2 separate regions of the Homo sapiens genome follow, and region 2 is linked to region 1. A link is a contact called in ENCODE Hi-C or POLR2A ChIA-PET data. All regions are on one chromosome and are shown on one strand. The core of a region is the stretch at or near the end of the contact, and the rest is flanking DNA. Distances in the headings are between cores, read along the strand shown. Region 1 overlaps ILDR1 (immunoglobulin like domain containing receptor 1). Region 2 holds the start of PARP15 (poly(ADP-ribose) polymerase family member 15).

Region 1 (4,391 bases), core at 274-2,773:
TGAAGAGATGTATAGAGCAAGGTATGTGGGAGCGGGGAGGGGCTTCCATGTCCTCTCCAGGTGTGCCACCCTCCCAGGACCTCCGTCTTCAGCAGCCAGGAAGCTCCTTGAACCTAGTCCTTTTGGGTTTTTATGGAGACTTCATTACATAGGCATGATTGATTAAGTCATTGGCTATCAGTGATCAAGTCACCTTCAGCCACTCTCCCCTCTCCAGAGGTCAGGAGGTAGGGATGATTTCTGTTTTTTCTTTTTTTTTTTTTTTCCTCCTTAACTTAATTTTTGGCTGCCATCTCCGTTTTCTGACTCAACCTGTCTGGGGCAGGACCTGAGAATTTTTATTTCTCTGGCAATCAAAATGAGTGACTGAGGCATAAGTCTCAGATCATTGAGGTTTATTGAGCTAGCTTGAGGGCATACCCAGGGAAAAAACATAAGTCACAGATGCATCTGTGGCTGTTTTTTTTTTTCAAAGAGGTTCCCAGGAGGTTTAGTATTTATACATTTTCCTTAAGAAGTGGGAGGCAGCAATGAAACAAATGATTATATACTTGTGAAACTTTAGTTAGTGCCCAGCAAATCTATATTTTACATAAGATAAGGTGAATATTAGAAAAGGGGAAAAGAAGAATTAGACCTTATCTTGCCTTTGTTCTGTACCTGGGAAGATAAACTAGTAATTGACATTATCCACGTGGAGTCTTTTGAAAGGGGTGGTCACTGTGAGAGGGGATATAATGAGGTGAGTCTGACCTCCCATCCCGTCATGGCCATGAACTTAGCTTCCAAGATTTCTCTGGGGTCCCCTTGGCCAAGAGGGGGTCTGTTAGTCATTTGGGGGCTTAGAACTTTATTTGTATTTCTTATCTCAAAAGTTTCCAGGTGATGTGCTGCTGCTGGTAGAGGAGCCACACTTTGAGAATCCTTGAGTTAGGGCAAGGGAAGAGGGAGCAGATGATCTTGCTTTCAATGTGATCTTCCTTTGGACTAACATCTGATCCTTTAAAACAGAGCTATAACAGAATTATGCCCTAAAAAATGTTGGCTACAGAATACATGGTAAAGGCAAAATAATACAAAATTATTCTATAAAGTTATTTTCTTGGTCAAATAGATGGAATAGCACCAACTGCTTTAAATAGAAGGTTTTTAATTTTTTTTGGCTTCTATTTTCAATAACATTTCCTCTTCCAGATGATCTAAATAAAGTACTATATTGTAGGAAATTTGAGAAATTCAGGAAAATGTAATGACTCATCTGAGTACCCAGAGATAACCACCTTTATCAGTTTGATCCATTTGAAAGGAAATTTTTTAAGGGAAAAATAATGAATGACCTATTAAGATAGAAACAAAACCTGATCTACAATGTGAAGAAAGTCGGTGGCCTGAGTCTGGTTTCAGGCCTGTGCTCTGAGGTTGCTGTCTTACAGGAAAAGAGAACTAACTTTTATTGGATGTCTGATGTGTAGTCCCCTTGCATACGTTTCCTCACTGAATCCTCACAACCACCCTAGAAGGCAGAAGTCATCTCTTTTAAAAGATGGGAGACCAAAGGTCAGAAAAGCCCCACAGCTAGGAAGTAGCAGTGGTTTTGCAGAGTTGAATCCATGTTCATCTGACTTGTGAGAGTCTGCATTCCTACAGCAGAGACTGCCACAGCCTCTGTAGGTGGATCACTGTGGGATTGGCTAAGACACCGTAGGAGGGGAAAAGTCGTGGAGGATGCAGCATTGGACTGTGGGGCCCCCTACCTTTCAGGGATCTTAGGGAGGAGGCCATGGAGAAATCACTGTCACTGGAGTAATAATATGCAGGATGAGATAAGAAAAACCCGCCCAAGATGCCTGCTTAGACTCCCTAGGTTCGTGGGGCACTAAAAGCAGGCAAGACTGGGGACAAAGCTAACACAAATGATAAGTGCACCACTTATTAGTAAACTAATAAATGGAGGTTCTGCGGGAGAGTTGTTTCTCCTGAGGGATTAGGTTCATTTTAAAAAACTAGTAAAATCAAGAAATGTAGATTACAAAGATCCCTGAACTTGGGCCGATGAGGTCACTTTCAAAGTGAGTCACTGGGGTAGACTGTCCTGAGAAGTTTGTTGACAAGAAGAATTGCATGGAAGGGCATGAGTTATTAAAGAAAGCTCTTTGGTTAGAGGAGTAAGGAGTTATTGTTGGTGTTTGTAGAATAAGGTAATCCTAAACATGTTTATAAGCAAAGAACCAAGGTTAATATCAAATGAGTAAAGTGAAGCATTAAGAAGTGAGGTCACTGATGAGTGATGAAGCTGGTAGGAGTGGCCTCAGCCCTACAAGGAAAGAACTGGCCTTAGAAAGGGAGCGGAAGGGAAAGGGAAGCAGCCTGGCCTCTGAAGACAGAAAGGAAGTCATTAAAATGTGGAGGATGATTAAGATGTAAGGGAGGAAGCTGAGGGAGCTCACATCTGCCTGACTCGATTTCAGCAAATCAAAATTCTAGATGCAGAAGGAAGCTTCAAGAAACATGTCAGTGATTCTTGAACTTCTTTGATCACATCCCACCTCCCCAACCTGCTCCCACTTTCTAGTGAGAGTTAAAAAAGGATTAGAGAGGAGAAAAATGAAAATAAGACCAAATTTTAGTAACCCTTGATAGTTCACCTAATAGTGGTAAACAGCCCTCTGTAGGACTTAAAGATAGACATTTTTGAAATGGAAACGTATTTTTTCCCTAAGAACTGGAGAAACGGCTTTCATCCCTAGAGCAGTTACTGGCCCTCCTTACTGGAGAACCTCCAGGCATGCCCAGCAGTAGGCCACAGCCACAGTGAGACTCTCTGATCTCTCCTGCCCCATCTCCTTCTGCCTCACAGCTGAGGGAAGTGAAGTCGAGGGAGATTTTTCCACAATTACTTGTTACAGCCTGTTAGCAGTGGGCCCTGGACTAAACCTAGGTTTCTTGGCTCCACGTTCAGGGCTGGTTCCTCTTCATCAATAGAGATGAAGTCATCAGCAGAAAGTTCACAGGCAGGGGAAGACCTAAGAGGTGGGGAATGTTTAACCTGCTGCTATAGAGGAGGGAATGCATGTTTGAGAGGTCAAGAAGGAAAGCCCTATTGGGAGGAGGGCTATTTGAGGTCAATTGCCTGGTTGGGACCCAGAAGCATCTGCTGGTAGTTTCCTAAAGCTAAAATGACAAGAGTTCAAAGGGGCATCAGATTCTAGGAAACACCTGAGGATGTCCCAGAAATGACTGGTCAGTCAAATCAGGGAGGACTGGTAGTTTTGGAGAAAGCAAATAGACTAAGTGACCATAGGTTAAAAGAAGGGCAAGGGCTGGGCATGGTGGCTCATGCCCGTAATCCCAGTACTTTGGGAGGCCGAGGCAGGCAGATCGCCTGAGGTCAGGAGTTCAAAACCAGCCTGGCCAACATGGTGAAACCCTATCTCTACTAAAAATACAAAAATTAACTGAGCATGGTGGTGGGCGCCTGTAATCCCAGCTACTCGGGAGGCTGAGACAGAAGAATCGCTTGAACCCCAGAGGCGAAGGTTGCAGTGAGCCGAGATCGTGCCATTGCACTCCAGCCTGGGTGACATAGCGAGACTCCATCTCAAACAAAACAAAACAACAACAACAAAAAAAACAAAACAAGGGCAAGAATGGGTTCTGTAAGAGTGGAGAGGGGATGGTAAGGAATGGTGACCAAAGGGTTGTTGAGAATCCTCAGCAGTCAATTCCAAGTTGACTCCTACATTATTGGAACAGGGAGCTTGTTGAAAATACAAATTTTCTTGCCTTGCATTAGACCAGCTGAAGGAGAGTCCCTGGGAGTGAGGCTCAGAAAGCTGTATTTTTAACAAGCTCATTAAGGGTGACTAAGGCAGATTTTACTCCACTGAGGTTAAAAGATAACTTATTGGGAGTCTTTTGCAGCTTTGTTGCCTTATCCAGGTTTCCTACTTTTATTGCCTATCTGATTCCCCATTAGGTGAGCAACAGATACCCCTGATAGCCTAGACATCCCGTGAGGCTGTTTTCAGGGATGCAGGGGAAGGCACGCAAGAGAAAAGCTCAAAGGCTGTGTCTTCCATCCTGTTTCATTAGTTTTAGTGCAAGAAGGAAGGGTGAGACCCTGGAAAAATGGTGTGGCAGCTAAGGGAGCAGGTGAATTAATCTCTGGACTGTGTGAAAAAAACTCAGGGAAATGTCAGAAACACTCATGGAGGATCTGGAAGGGTTGTTAGAGAGTTATTTGTGGAAGGAGTCCCATTAGTGAAAAAATCATTTGAGGAGCAAAGAGGAAGCACAACTCTGCCTTTCTCCCTGATTGAAGGAAGCAGGAGGAGTGGCTAAATGGGAATAGGACCATCTGGAAGAAGCTAGGATTCCATTAAAGGGGTACA
Region 2 (4,746 bases), core at 538-3,037, 580 kb before region 1:
CTGGTAAACATTTGTCAAAACTCACAGAAGTATACACTAAAAAGTATGAATTTTCTAAATATAGAAAAGCTGTCTGTAAATTACACCTTAATTTTTAAAATGAAAGAAAACATCAAAGCATACATACACGTAAATAGACAACATAGCGAATGAGTAAACCTCATATATAATATTGAGAAAAAAGAAAAATTGAAATGTTTTATGTGAAGATAACTATAAACCTTCTTTAAAGACACAAAAATAGACTTAAACAATGAAAAGGCATCCTTTGTTTCGCTTCCTTTTCTATGTGCTTCAAAACATTCCTTCATAATGGAGATTTCATTGGTTGTGTCGAGGATCAGTACACAGATATTTCAATTTGTACACTATTCTTAACATACACACACAAAAAAGTTTAAAAAGTCATGTATTGTAATTGTTTTTAAAAGTTATTCTAGTGACTTTCCAGCTTAAAATTTGGAGGCAAATTTTCCTTAAGAGGATATGAAGTACCAGTATCTACAATTGTTGAAAAGCTGTTACATATGTCCCACCAATTCACAATTTAATATCATATACATTACATACTCAAATTTTCAATCTTTCACAGCACAGTAGGTTAGACCATGTCAACACCACCTAAAGATATCAGCTCTCTGTAATTTATTAATTTAATGCAATCCCAATAAAAATTCCAAAGAGCTTTTCTTTTTTTTTTTTAAACTGATCATACATCAGAAAAGTTCATAAGGAAAAATAAACAACAAGAATAGCTAGGAAAATAGTGACAAGGAAGCACTCTCTAGGAAGACTAGCCCTGACATTAAAACATACAGCAAAGCCTCTCTAAAGCAGATGAATAAACGGGTCAATGGATGAAAATAGAAGGTCCAGAAATACCCGAACCACATATGAAAGTCTAGTACATGATAAAGCTGGTATCTCAAGTTACTGGGACAGTGACGACCTTTATAATAAATGGTGTTGGGACACTTGATACCCATTTGAAAAAAAATAATTAGATTCACTCCTCAAACCACACACAATAACACACTCCAAATGTATTATAGATCTAAATGTAAAAAATACATCAGTTCAAGTACTAGAAGCAAGCATGAGTGAACTCTTCTATAACTTGGGTGTAGGGAAGAGTATGACTAAAAGTCATATATTAAAATATGACTAAAAGTCTAGACGTCATAAAATAAAAGACTGGTAAGTCTTGCCACACAAAATTTAAAATATTTGCATGGCAAAGAGAAACAAAAGCCCCCCATAAGCAAACTCAAAAAACAAAAAATAAATTGGGAGGACATATTCATAACACATATCACGAATAAAGGACTCATATCCTTTCAAACTTTATAAAGAACTTTTAAATTTTAAGGGAAAAAAAAAAAAAACCACCAGAAATGCTAAGGAAAAAGAAGCAGCACGCATCCCCCTCTTCCGGAACAGGGAAGTCAGTGTAGTCGGCGCCCCCTAGAAGAGAGGGTTGTGCGTGGCGTGGGGTCTCTGCGCCCGCTCGGGCTGCTGGGTCTTGCGGGCCCCAGGCTCAGCCCTGCTGTCCCCTTCCCGCACCCGTCCCCCGCGCTCCTCACCATACTCCGGGAGGAAGAGCGCCGGGAGGCCTTCCGCGCCCCACGGTTCCCGGCCGGCAGCACGCTCCCCGCCTCCCGATCTCGTCCGGCTCTGGAAGTAACACCTGCAACTCCGTGCATAAGTTCTCTGGGGGTCGGAGCCCCTGGACTCAGAGCAGCGGCAGGAAGGGGGCCTGGCGCAGCCATCCTCAGCTCGCTGGGACTGCAGTTGCGCCCCACCCAACAGGCTTGTGCCTCGAACTTCTTTTCTCTGAAAACCGCTTCCGTCAAAGATTGAGGCCTCGAGTTTGCGAACAGCTGCCTCAGGATTGTGTCGCCCTTTGGGACAGACGTTACTGCCAGACAAATCCTGGGTCAAAATCCTGAGGTCTGCAATTTTATTAGTTATGTAGCCTCAGTCAATAGCATCTGTACAGTGGGCACAGCCATAACTATTTCATGTTATTATAATGAAGATTAAATGAGATAAAGTCTGTAGAATGCCTGGCACATTAAAACACAGGAATCAGTATTCCTTTCCTTTTCTGTTGGGCATCCCACTCCTTTCCCCCCAATTCTCCCTACACACCCATATTTAGAAAAATACACTGGGTTCTCTCCTGTGCTCCCTAAGCCAGGGCTGGAGTCAGGTTCCCCTCTGGCCCAACAGGGCATTATTTAATTCAATCAACGCGTATTGAAGGCCTTTGATATGCCTGGCACTGTGTTAAGATTATAAAGATGAATTAGACACAGATCCCCTCTCTTTGGAGTGAGGGGTGAAGTAGGAGGTGGAGAAATAAAACATAGATTAATACTGTTACCTGGTGTATCACGAAAAGTCCTGGCAGTATACAGATGGTATACTCAAAATTAATAATTGAAGATAATTTAATAAAGAAATTATTTACACAGGTGTGGGCAAAGGGTTAAGGAAACCATTGAGAGATGGTGAAGTAGCCTCCTCCCCTTACCATCTAGGCTGAAGGGGCAAGGGAGGGGGCATCTCCTGAACTTGGTAAGAGCTATACCAAGTGCCAGCAGGTAGAACCCATGACTGCTTTCGGAAGACAGCCAGGGGAGTATAAGCATCCCAAGTACTCTCTCCGTGTGCCTTCCAATCTCGTGCTGGTACCTCCCACTGCAGAACCCAATGAGTAATCAGAGAATGGAGCTGATGTGGTACTTAGAGGTCAGCCCTCAGTACCACCTCCAAGGCAGAGAGCAGGGTAAAAGGTTTTGGTATCGTATTTGCATTGAGATACATATAAAGTATTAGGATAACAGAAATCAGTGGTTCGTTGTAATTTAGAGACAAGATTGGAGAAAAGTTTCTATAGTAGTGGCATTTCAGTAAGACCTTGCATGATGAGTAGGGGACTTTCTAAGAGGAAAATCAGGTGAAGAATGAGAATGAGGTGTGTCTCTCTCTCCCTCTCTCTCTTCAGAGTTCCCTTTTTCATCATCTGTCATGCAGAGAGCAGCGATGGGGGTGGATTACACAGAACAAAGATCACATGAATGAAAGCATAGACTGTGCTTTGGAAAATCTTGTAGTCTGGTGTGACTGAACCCTAGGGACTTGGTGGTGAGGAAGGAGCACAAAGTATGCAAAGTGGCATGAGCAATCGCTAACGGCCATGCTGCTGAGTTTAAACTCTATTTTCTAGGCCAGTGGATCTCTAAATGTAATTCCCAGACCAGCAACATCAGGTTCATTGTGAAGCAGTAACCAGGGTGATAACCCCTAGCACCGCGTTACATTACATCTTACTTTGCCTCACTTCTCTTTTTGTTTGTCCTTGGGCTTGGACCTCCAAAATTATTAATATCTTAATCTTTGCATCAAGCTCTATGTTTTAGATCTGATCAATAAAAATGACCCAATCGATAAAAAAGGAAATAGCACCTAACTTCTGTATGGAAATCAAACCAAAAACAGTACTAAACATTTTTTTTTTTTTTTGAGACAGAGTCTCGCTCTGTTGCCCAGGCTGGAGTGCAGTGGCCTGATCCCAGCCTACTGCAACCTCTGCCTCCTGGGTTCAAGCAATTCTCATGCCTCAGCCTCCGGAATAGCTGGGATTACAGATGTGTACCACCATGCCTGGATAATTTTTGTAAACACTAAACTATTACGGTAAGTGTAAGGAAGTCCAATAAAGATCTTATTTTTCTCCTAATGATTACTTTGATGCTATTTTCAGGGAAGCATCAAATATGTATTATTCTTTTATTTTATTTTTTCTTTGGAGAGAAGGGTGCCCCTGATCTAATAGTGCTCAATGACCTGTCTGGGTACTTCAGCACCAATGTTGGAGAGGTGAAACAGAACCTCAAGAAGCAAGGAGAGGGCAAATATAGTTTGATAGGGTATTGTATATACTCTCTCCAGGAGAGAAGAGATGATATCTGCAGCCTACTTTTATCTTTATAACCTATATGTTATAAGGAAAAAATACTGAGAAATGTGATTTTTACAGCCAAAAGTAACAGCAGTGAAGTCAAGAGTAGTTAAGTTGTACTGTGATCATATTTAGGAAGCAGCTACACACAAAATCAACCAAAGATCTCCATGCACATGTTATACAACTGTATGCTGTGTGTGTTGTAGGAAACACCCAGAATCTCAACCTAAAGGAAAAAAAAAGAAGCAAGGGAAAGAACACAATTTGTTCCAAATCTTTAACTTTATTTAAAGCAGATACAGATGATAACAGCTTCCAAAGAGTAAAAGCAGTAACCCAAATGCTCTGCAATCTCCCACACCATGAAACTTGCATGTCACACACAGTGCAATCTCCCATCCAGAATCCAGAACTTAGTAGAAACCAAACTTTTGCTTCTTTGGAACAAATTTAGCTAAAAGATGAACAGCTAGAAAATAACTATAATAGTAAAGAATTTAATGAATCACCAAAAACTAAATTTATAATCTGATTTTTTTTTAAAAACATGTATCATTTAGCTTAAGCTTCCTCAACTCTCTGGACAAAGAAAAAGATTCTGAGTTTTTAAGTTCTTCCAATAGGATTTCCTCTGGGGAAATTTGCTTTGAATACTGTGTGGGAATCCATTTCTGAGAGAAGCCCAGAATAAAGGGATCGCCTCAGGCTGCTCCATGGAGAAGTACCCTCATGGGAGACAGTACAGCTCTGGGGGGCAGAGCTATGGGGGCAGACTA

What was found. A loop is a pair of places that touch in the nucleus more often than their neighbours do. ChIA-PET counts read pairs that join two places held with the same protein, here RNA polymerase II (POLR2A). Pooled maps may share reads with other maps.
Region 2: a map of B cell shows a loop between it and region 1 (7-fold over the local background). The contact joins the promoter of PARP15 here to the enhancer-like site in region 1. A Hi-C loop is called at or near these places in 1 of 168 maps with a recorded cell type or tissue (B cell), 4 of 37 single-sample maps with no recorded cell type and 4 of 50 pooled maps. POLR2A ChIA-PET finds 5 or more read pairs at or near these places in 1 of 52 experiments (activated T-cell).

Annotation. Positions count from the first base shown.
Region 1 is chr3:121,996,128-122,000,518 of GRCh38, reverse strand. The region is part of intron 5 of ILDR1 (immunoglobulin like domain containing receptor 1); the gene reads left to right. Among named protein-coding and RNA genes, the nearest start is that of ILDR1, 24 kb to the left of the region's middle. RefSeq lists enhancers at 2,884-2,993, 3,024-3,103. Within about 2 kb of position 1,523, at least 6 of the 41 ENCODE cell types and tissues checked have a DNase peak (open chromatin) inside an H3K27ac peak, as active enhancers do; they include B cell, where a contact is called at or near this core.
Region 2 is chr3:122,574,691-122,579,436 of GRCh38, reverse strand. PARP15 (poly(ADP-ribose) polymerase family member 15) reads right to left here and starts at 1,787. Exons shown (of 12, transcript NM_001113523.3): 1 at 1,584-1,787. The coding sequence starts at 1,769. It overlaps DTX3L (deltex E3 ubiquitin ligase 3L), which reads right to left. Exons shown (of 5, transcript NM_138287.3): 5 at 4,234-4,746. RefSeq lists a silencer at 1,431-1,480 and enhancers at 1,541-1,820, 3,355-3,404.